Linked DNA regions of Homo sapiens: region 1 is linked to region 2. Evidence: read pairs that join two places in POLR2A ChIA-PET (ENCODE). Cell type or tissue: OCI-LY7. All regions are shown on one strand.

Region 1 (5,000 bases), 1.3 Mb after region 2:
GATTATTTCTATGGCACTTTCACACAATACTATGATTCTTTTGGCTGGCTTTTAAACTCCTCTATAATTTGAGTCAGCACTCTCTATCCAGTTTTATTTTTGATTATTTCTCAATAAGCGTGTTCTACTTCACTCAAGCCAACTTTCTCGTGATCCAACATGTTGATAGACCCTTCTCTTCACGGTTTTATCAATACTATTATCTTTACTTGGAAAATTCTTTTCTTCTCTACTCATGTGTATCAGTCAGCTATTGCTGTGTAATAACCTACTCGGAAGCTGGAGAGTGGTTGATCCTGAATGGACTAGCTCATGCATCTGCAGGGGGCTGTGCTCTAGGCTGGGCTTGGGTGGAGTTGCTTAGCTATGCAGCTCTACGCCACATGTCTCTCATTCCTCTCCAGCAATCCGGCTCAGACATGTCCTTCTCATGGCCATGGCAGAAGCACAAGTGGACAAGTGTGAACAAGAAAGGTCTCTTGAGGTCTAGGATTACAACAGGTATGCTATCACTTCTCCATGTCCCTATTGGCCAAAGCCAGTCAAAAGGCTGACTCCAGAGTCAGAGTTAGAGGGCACTGTCATGTTACCTAAAGAGCATGTATACAGGGATGAGTGGAACACTGGGTCCATCAATACATGCTACCACACTATCCAAATCCTTCAGATGGATTTCTTGGTCACTGTTGTATTTGGCATAGGAAAAGAAAGTATTCCAGAAACTACTGGAACCTTTCAAAGATGACAATGAGGGATCTACAAACAAATTAGGTTTTGAAGAGCTGGAATACTATGAACTCACATAAAAATAAGTATCATCAGGTTTAACAAACAAAATCCTTTAATAACAAATAGCAATATTTATATCTTCAGTCCCTGAAAAAGTATGATAGAAATGGCTCCACTTATTCATGTGTCTGTTGTTTAGGGCTTGAACTGTCCAGAACATAATCTTTAATCTGGAAGTAACCCCAAAGCTTTCTCATGAAATTTCTTCTTGAGATAGGGGAGCTCTGAGATCATCCTCTGGCCAGAGTTGATTAAGGTACTTAATGAACTTGATTGCCTGGTTTCCTGTGTCAGCCTTAAATTCTACTCTTAGTTATAGCCAAGCAGTAGGAATCTATGAGGTGGGATGGAGGACAGTGACGTACAAACTACCTAAACACAGATGTTTTATCTGACATTTTTATCCTTTACAATACATCCTTGCCTATAATGTATGCCCCACAAAAATCACATAAAATACCAAGTGATGAGCAATTATTGAAGAGAGACCCATATAAAAATAATTATTTCACTGGCTCTCAGAAGACAATTTGTGATTAGAAAAATGCACAAATAGAGAAGATTACTTATTTGGGCCAGTAAATACGAAACTCAATGTAATTTCTAATTTAGAATTCTGTGGCTCTCCAAAATGGGTTTTACCTAATTCAATTTAAGGTTTAATTTTAGATAATCAAACCCCAAACCAAGCCTGTGTATATGTTGACATCTTTTGAACCTAGACTAAGTCTCCGAGACTTCCCTTCTTAAGTAGAGAAAATAAGAGAAAAAGAACCTTCCTAGATTTTCAGCTGGGTGTGGTTCCTGGATTTGTAATTGCACTGATTTCCCCATGAGTCACATTTGTTCCTAGTGTACGCCAGACTTTCCCCTTTTAGATGCTTGAGGAGATACTTCTATGCGACAACGGAACACTGAAAGTGGTGAGGAAACCATACGATTGTGTCTAGCTCAATAGACACAGAATGATCTGTTGTTTTAGAGCAGAGCTTCTCTCCCTTGAGTGTGCAAGAAGAACTTGGGGGCTTGTAGAAACACACGTTCCTGAGCTCCAACCATGGAGTTTCTGGTTCACTGGGTCTGGGACAGGGCTCGTGATTCTGCATTTCTAACAAGCTCCCACGTGTTGCAGATGCTGCTGTTCCGTGGAATACATTTTGAGTAGCACTGGTTAGGAGTACAGTTTCTCAGCTTTGGCACTACTGACATCTGGACCAAGTAATTCTCTGTTGTGGGGGCTGCACTGTGCATTACAGGATGTTGAGGAGCATCCTTGGCCTCTACCGACTAGTAGCACCTCTCCAGGTATGACAACCAAAAATGTTTCCAGACATTGCCAAGTGTCCTCTGGGAGTCAAATCACCCCCATTGAGAACTACTGGCTTAAAGGATGGGTTCTGAATAAAAGAGACATGAGCTGAAATCTGCCCTAACCATTTGACTACGCATGTGGTTCAGGGGAGCAGTGTCCACATGGCTAAAGCTTCGGTATGAGTATGCCTCCCTCACAGAGTTGTTGTAGGGACAGGTTAAGTGAGGATGTATTTAATCAAGTGGCATGGGGCCTGGCCCCAAAGCAGCAGTCCATAGCGGTTCCTGAGTATTGTATCAAAAAATCTTTCTATGAGGCAATATCATCCAAACTCTGTTTGGAAGGTAAGCAGAGTTACCTACCTAGAAGGGTAAGTTTCCGTCTACTTAGTTCAAGTGTGTGCGTTATATTTAGAATTCTAGAGTCTTTTCTCAGTTCAGAGGCAATAACAATAAAATAAACCCAATATCTATCTCTATGATCATGAAGCTTAAAATCTAGTTCCATGGCTAATACACCGAGCATATTTTTATGATCCTGAAATAATCTTTATTTGAAACATAGATGTGTTTTTCAAGTGGTTTCTGAAGCAAAATGCTTTGTCAGTTTGTCAAATCCCTTTCATCCCAACGACCATAGAAGATATAAACCAGTTGTTGTCCAAAGAACAAAAGTAACCAAGGGGGCTGAGATAAAAATCTCAGGCAACACTGGTGAAAAGGGTAAAGCTGTATTTACATATCTCGTACCCTATCAATACACTCCCATAAGGAGCACTAGTGTTAGTTTTTCCTTTTGCCACCAGGGGGAGAACCAAACTTTCTCACAGAGTCACACATATTTGTCAGACGTGCGTTACAGAGGCTGGCAGACCAGGGTTGAACAAAGCTTTTAGTTACTTCCTACCAGAATAAAAATATCTGCTGGCATGAATTCACGAGAGAAGGCAGTACGAACCACTTTTGTATACAAGGTCTTTTAAGCTTTTTTATTCCAAACACTGCAGCAACAACTATTTTTGATCCTGGGAGTCAAGAGACGACAAAGTTAACTATCTCTGGGTCTTCTTACTTTCTTTACATTTAAGATGAGGCATTAGGAATAAGACAAGTAACATTAATGTTACATAAGACATAAATGTACATTTGGCTCCCTTTAGCTTCCTCAAGCCTAGTATTAAAGGATGATGACAATGGTGATGATGACAGTGGTGGTGATTGTAATGTTGTTGGTTGTGGTAGTGATGGCAGTAATGATGACAAAGATGATAATGGTGATGGAAATTTTAGCTAAACATAATGAACACCTACCACCATAGGATAGATCCTGGGCTAAGCAACTTATATTAGTAGCTAATTAAACTCTAGGAGGAAAACATGGAGCTTTCTTCATTTACTTATTAAAATTTTAAAGTTAGAGGAAGTTTGGGCATCCTGATCACTCCCAGAAACCTTTGAACCCCCCACCACAGGAAAAGATAAATAAGTAAATAGATAGATATAAAGGTTATTGGTAATTGTTATATTAATAATAATTAAATAAAGAGTGTTTTTATGCTCAGATACAATTCCACAGAGCTGTATTTGTGAAGGCTGGCTCTTCATGTGATAAACTATTGGCCTATTTTCATTGTTGTCCCAATAAAATAAGGCAAGAATACACATAGTATATGGATCCTGCCATGTACTCAGAATTTTTTCTTATTACAATCCACTCTTTATAATTTTGTCTATCGTTGCAACTTTTTTACAATGAGTGCATGTTACATATAAAATAATAATGCAGCTTCGTCATCTTAGAATAAACAAAAGGTGTAGATCCCCCAAAATTACCCAGAATAAATATCACCTGCATGTCTGAGTCTGAAACATGGGCACTTGTGTTGATTAAACTGTCTCCTAAATCACTACAGATTCACTGAGTTTTTGCCCAAACAAATCAAAGTACCAAGGAAACCAAAAAACAACAACAAAATTACAAATGAAAATTCATCTGTAATGAAAGTCAGAAACAACGAGGTCAAAGCAGCTTATACGGACATCAAATTTCACTTGGCTTTGTCTGTTAGAAATTTACCTCAATGGAGAAGTGGATGTGGCATCTCTAGTCACATTTTTAGTGATGATAATTATTATTTGGTGGATGAATACACAAACTCCACATTATTTATTAGATACGTTACTTCCTCTTGGCTAAAATCACTTTGGGGCTTAAGCCAAAGCCTTCCCTACATAAATGACATCAATCAGATTGGCATTTACCAGAACATTCCAAAATCAATAAGGCGTGTATTTTTAAGAGCCTTTTTTGCTATCTTTAGATCGGCAAATGAAGGAGTTCTGAAGAACCAGGAGTGGGAGTTCCACAAATAAACAGCATGCTTCATGGTTCATTGTGGAGAAAAATCTGGAAACTCTCAAGGGGATTTTATTGCTGATCTGAAGTGACTTGACGAAACTCAGGATCCCAAATGAGGGAAATCCTTTGATAGTAAGAGTTTGCCTAATATCTTCTCAGAGTGAATTCTAAAATTAAGAGTTAGGTCTAAGATTAAGTCAGAAAACACTGCAAAAGGGACTGCCTTCTTAAGATATGCCCCCTTCTCTCTCCCATCACTTTCCCTACAAAACAACCCAGGATGAGGGCAAAACTCACTAAAATAACATTTATGTGGGTTTTATTTTTGAGCCTTGGCCTGTGGTCTCTGCCATTGGTGGCTGTACTGTTCTGACTCAATTTCTGCCCCATATCCTAAATCTATAGTCTCAGGTACAAATTATCAGCCCATATGAGGACTGAGAGGGTGACCTGCTCGTACATTTCTACCTCTTTTTAAAAGGCAACAAAATACCTACTTCCTCTCATTTCAGAGGAAAATCCACTTTCCACTTCATGTATA
Region 2 (5,000 bases):
AGGATCCCTGAGCATCAGCAGGGAGCCACGTCTGGCACTTCCCTCATGGCCATGGTTTCTGTAGTGGGTTGCTGGGCTCAGCGCCCGTTGCTTTGCCTTGGCTCCATCGTTCTGGTGAACTCCATTTCCTTATTTGAAGACAAAGGCCATATAGCAGTGTCAGCTGTAGATGGACTGATTTAGAAACTGAAACGTACTGCTGACTGAGAAAACCCCCTTCTCCTTAGCATGGCTAGGATGTGAATTCATCTTTTGTAGTTGCAGTGGTTTCAAGAATAGGAAAAGGCAGCCTCTGTTTCCCTAGGGGCATTAGACAGAGAAGCAGGAGCCAGAATAACGAGAATTTTAACTTAACACCTGCGGCCAAAACGGAGCGCAAGTTGTGCTCCTGGAAGAGAGGCGGGCCAGTGCTGTTTGGATTGTCTTTCTGCTTTCATTATCAAGATCCCACGCTTGGGAACAGCAATTGTAAACTTGCCACTTGCCAAGGGGAGGCTCCTCCTGTCTGCCTGAGCTCATGAGAATACCCGCCCTCCCCCTGGAGGCCAAGGAGTGGCCTGGGGAAGGCTCTGGACCTGGCCTTGGTCCTGAGGGGCCCACCCCACCTCATGCCTGACCAGGGGCAAGTTAGCTTTCAGGAGGGAGCTGCCCAGAGCTGTTGTTTAATGGGCACGTTGCCTTGGCTCTGTCTGACGCTGCGTTGTTACTGTGCATGTTTACTTTATTCTGGGACAGACACAGCCTCACAGGAAGAAGAGAAAACCCAGGCACCCGTGCCACTCTTAAAATATTTTTGTAAGTGGAAGATAATCTGGTAGCCTTTCTCTGAGTTCCACAGCTTATGAGATGAAAACAGCCTCATTATTTTTCTGGTATTGAACATTGGGTGTTTAGGTTTGGATTGAATCATGCAAATGTATATTTTTTTAATTGAGAAATTTTAGAAGGCCTTTTCAAGCATTGAAAATGTGATTACCCCATCTCTACTGGGAAATCCTGACTATACGTACAGATAGCAGGTGAGCTGTTATACCTAAACATGAAGCATCTCTGATTTTATCACCAACATTGCTTAAGGCAGTGGCCTGAGATTTTCCTCCAGAAAATTTCCTGCTGTTCTTGCTTCCCAGAATATCCAGTGTATTCTTTTCCAGAGCACCTCACTAGGAGTTTGGCTGCTTATAACATTTTAAGCTTGCCTTGTTTATCTTGGTGAATTTCCTGGCTAGCAAGGAAATTCATCATTACACTTGGGTCCAAGTAAGGAAAAAAGAACCTTTTGTATTTTACTTTAAATCTATATATGTTGTTGATTGTTGTAGAGAGGAATTGGCCACAGATATGTTCGCTGGGTTAATGATAGAATATGTACACAGATGTGTGTTTTATGTGTATCTATGTGAAGTGTACACATGTAAGCTTTTAATGATGGAAAATATCAAACACAAAAGCAGAGAGAATAGTATACTGAAACCTTCCTGTACCCCTCACCCCATTTAACCTGCACAATTGCCAATCTTGTTTCGGTGGTGACCCCACCCCATCTGCTAAGCTCTCACGGCCTTATTGAAGCAAATGCCAGAATCCCATTTAATCCATAAATATGTCTCCTAAAGTTATGGACTCCTTTTGAAAATAACTCTAATCCCTGTACCCCATTTACTAGGCATCTTGTGTCCAGTGAGCTCTTGCATTTCTTCAGGTGTTTGGGTCCAGTTTGGGCCACAGAGTGCCTTTGGTTGATGTGTCTCTTACGTCTTTTCTTTTCTACTCTCCCTCCTTTTTTTCCCCTGACAGCTTATTTGTTGGAGAAAGTAATTTGGTTGTCCTATAGAATTTCCCTAATGTTGGGTTTTGCTGCTGAAATTCACATGATGTCATTGAACGTGTTCCTCTGTCTCTTGTTATTTATGCAAATGGGCGTAATAGTTTGAGAGGCTTGATCTGATTCAAGTTGGATTTCTTTTCTTTTTTTAGTAAGAATGTTTTTAGGTGGTGGTGTTACTTCCATCAGGAGGCACCACTCTGTGCTTGTTTCTTTTTGCGGTGTGAAGATGATCAGTAGGTTCTGGCCTTGTTAGCCCAATGCTTTGATTTATATTAATAACATTTCTTGTCAGCTTTTTACCTAAGTTATGGATGTGTATCTTCCAGGATAAGTTCCTGAAAGCGGGCTTGGTAGGTTAAAGGGTGAATGTATTTGTTGTATTATAGGTTGTATTTCTTATCTGAAATGCTTAGGACCAGAAGTGTTTTGAATTTCAGTTTTTTTTTTTTTTTTTTTTTTTTTTTTTTTTTTTTTGGTTTGGAATATTTGCATTATACTTACTGGTTCAATATCCCTCATCCAAAAATCTGAAACCTGAAATGCTTCACTGGTCATTTTCTTTGGGTGTCATGTCAATGCTTAAAAAGTTTCAGATTTTGAAGCACTTTGGATTTCAGATTTTCAGATTAGGGATACTCAGCTTGTATTAGATATGGCCAAATTCCTTTGCTGAGGGGTTGCACCATTTTGCCTTCCTACCACTAACATATGAGTGTTCTCGTTTCCTGTGACTTTGCCAACAGGATGTGTTGATAAGCATTTGCATTTTTGCCAGTCTCATAGGTGAGAGATAGTATCTCAGTGTAGTTTCAATTTGCATTTTTCTTGAGGCCTTTTATAAAAGTCTTCAGAAAATAGGAGCACCATTTACAATGACTAATTAAAGTTTAGAGAAAAATTGAGCTTTTCCAGTGAAAGGTCCCCTGGACTCTGTTGCCCTAAAGTTTCTGAAACGTTTTGGAAAAATTACCTTACTGTAACTTACTACTAGTGTCCAGAGGCAAAGGGAAGACTCAGGACCAGGACACGTGCAATGTTTCCCAACTGGGTGATGTGCGTGAACGGACCAAGTGCACCAACAGATGTGGGCAAATTCCCCTCTCCAGCTCCTGCCTGGAGCTCTAGAATGTACCTTGTGTTAGATTTTTTTTTTTTTTTTTTTTTTTTGAGATGGAGTCTCACTCTGTGGCCCAGGCTGGAGTGCAGTGGCACGATCTTGGCTCACTGCAACCTCTGCCTCCCGGGTTCAAGCGATTCTCATGCCTCAGCCTCCTGAGTAGCTAGGACTACAGGTGCACACCACCATGCCCAGCTAATTTTTATATTTTTTTAGTAGAGACGGGGTTTCACCATGTTGCCCAGGCTGGTCTCGAACTTCTGGACTCAAGCCATCTGCCCGTCTCGGCCTCCCACAGTGCTGAGATTACAGGCGTGAGCCACTGCACCCGGCCCCTTATGTTAGATTCTGAGTGGTCCTGCAGCTGGGAAGCTCATTTAACATTGCCCTTCCCTGAGTTTCCTGCTCGTGTTATTAGAGCCTTTTCCTGCCATGATACCTATAATGTCCCTGAGCACTGGCTTGATGGCAGAAGATGCTTTTGGGTAACACTGCCTGGCCACCTTGTCCATGGTGTGCTGTTTCTACACCCGGCCTCTGATCCTTCTCACAGCTTCCACCACCACGGCTCTGGGCCAAGCACTAATGTGAGTCTCCATCCTCACACAGTAGCCATGGGGTTCTTCCACAGCTAGTGCTCTCCTTGTGGTCCTTCTGTGGCTCTCTCTCACCTACAACACAAGCCAGACTCTACATAGGCTGGCCCCCGGCCCTGCCTCATTTACCTCTAGTTTCACCTTTGAAAGGGATGTCCTGCCTTTACCGTGGGTACTTGGAGCTCCCTCTGCTTGGAATGCTCTTTCCCCCAGATTCTCACATGCCTGCTCCCCCACTTCCGTGGGCCTTTGCTTAGTGACATCTCGAGAGATCCTGGCTTAACCATCCATCTAAAAATGTACTCTGTCACACTCTATCCCCAAACTGCTTCATTTTTTTTTGAAAACATTTGTGACTGCCTGACCTAAGGATGTACTTTTCATTGTCTGTCTCCTTGGCTCGAATCGTGCTGCACGAAGACAAGGACTTGGCTTTGTTCGCCGCTTCATCCTGAGGACCCAGCCAGTTCTCAGCACAGGGTGGGGCTTGGGAGTGAATGCAGATTGCCCGGGTGCTGGGGGGAGTGGCTGAGGTTGCTGTTCCTGCCCGCTAGTAGCCATCACAGGGTCCACTTCTTTCTCGGACACTGGGACACTCTGAGTGAGGGCAGATGTTTCCTTGGCCAAAACTTTTGTCCCTGGGCTGGAGGAACTCAGGGAGGCCTCTAGACATTGTCCAGTCACCTTCTTGCCAACTGTCCTCTAGCACAGCATTCTCTTCTGCATTTTGTGTGATATTGTTTTGGCCTGGGTTTTAAGAAGTCCTATTATCACTGCTATTCAAATCACAGAAAGGGATGCTCACCAGATGTTCCACTAACTAGTTTCCATGAGGTACATTCTTAGCCACTAGGTGAGCCTCTGCTTCAAGACTTTTGATTTCTTGATTAACTTCCCAAATGGGGTGAAACCCATTTGTCTCCTTAAATATGAGCCACTACATCCTTCTAAGCATGCAATACCAGAATGAAGCATTACTGCATATTAGAATTAGCATTTTCTGTCTGAAGGGATTTAGTAGTTTCAAGAAAGAGTGGGATTGTTCAGTAGAACAGGCTTAAAGTAACAATCTCCCATTAGCGTAGCACCTAAGGAACAGCCCACGCGAAAACCTCGGCAATGCTCAGATAACAACAGCGAAACGTACAGAAATGGGCTGGAAACAAAAAGAGGATTGTTCCTGGTTGTGGGACAGGTCTGGTGTTCCACACAGGTCTTGCTGTTGATAGAAAGCCGCCGGAAGCTTTCTGAGGTTCACCCAAGGCCGTCTGCCAGAGCTGCTGATAGAAAATGTAGAAGTTGTAACAAACCTTTCCATTCTTCTGGGTTGTAATCTGTGGTATTAACACAGAATATCTTTAGAGGGCTGGCAGCTCTTTCCTTCAAGATGTGGGGTTAAGAAGTTATGTGGTTTTACTCTTATTTTTCCTAGTGCAGTTCTCTTGACATCTTAAATTGA

What was found. ChIA-PET counts read pairs that join two places held together with the same protein. Peaks named below come from ENCODE experiments on the same cell type or tissue, not always from the same donor. Only the 100,000 strongest peaks of a DNase experiment are listed, where the experiment ranks them.
Region 1: POLR2A ChIA-PET joins it to region 2 with 7 read pairs; 1 of 35 experiments calls an interaction of 5 or more read pairs at or near these places.

Annotation. Positions count from the first base shown.
Region 1 is chrX:11,378,747-11,383,746 of GRCh38, forward strand. All of the region lies in intron 1 of ARHGAP6 (Rho GTPase activating protein 6), which reads right to left. Among named protein-coding and RNA genes, the nearest start is that of MIR548AX, 63 kb to the left of the region's middle. In OCI-LY7, CTCF peaks have their summits at 2,923 (motif pointing right) and 3,126; a DNase peak (open chromatin) is centred at 2,915.
Region 2 is chrX:10,082,856-10,087,855 of GRCh38, forward strand. All of the region lies in intron 6 of WWC3 (WWC family member 3), which reads left to right. Among named protein-coding and RNA genes, the nearest start is that of WWC3, 70 kb to the left of the region's middle. RefSeq lists an enhancer at 31-531. In OCI-LY7, a CTCF peak has its summit at 4,399; DNase peaks (open chromatin) are centred at 206, 2,576 and 4,356; H3K4me3 peaks cover 2,765 bases; H3K27ac peaks cover 4,635 bases.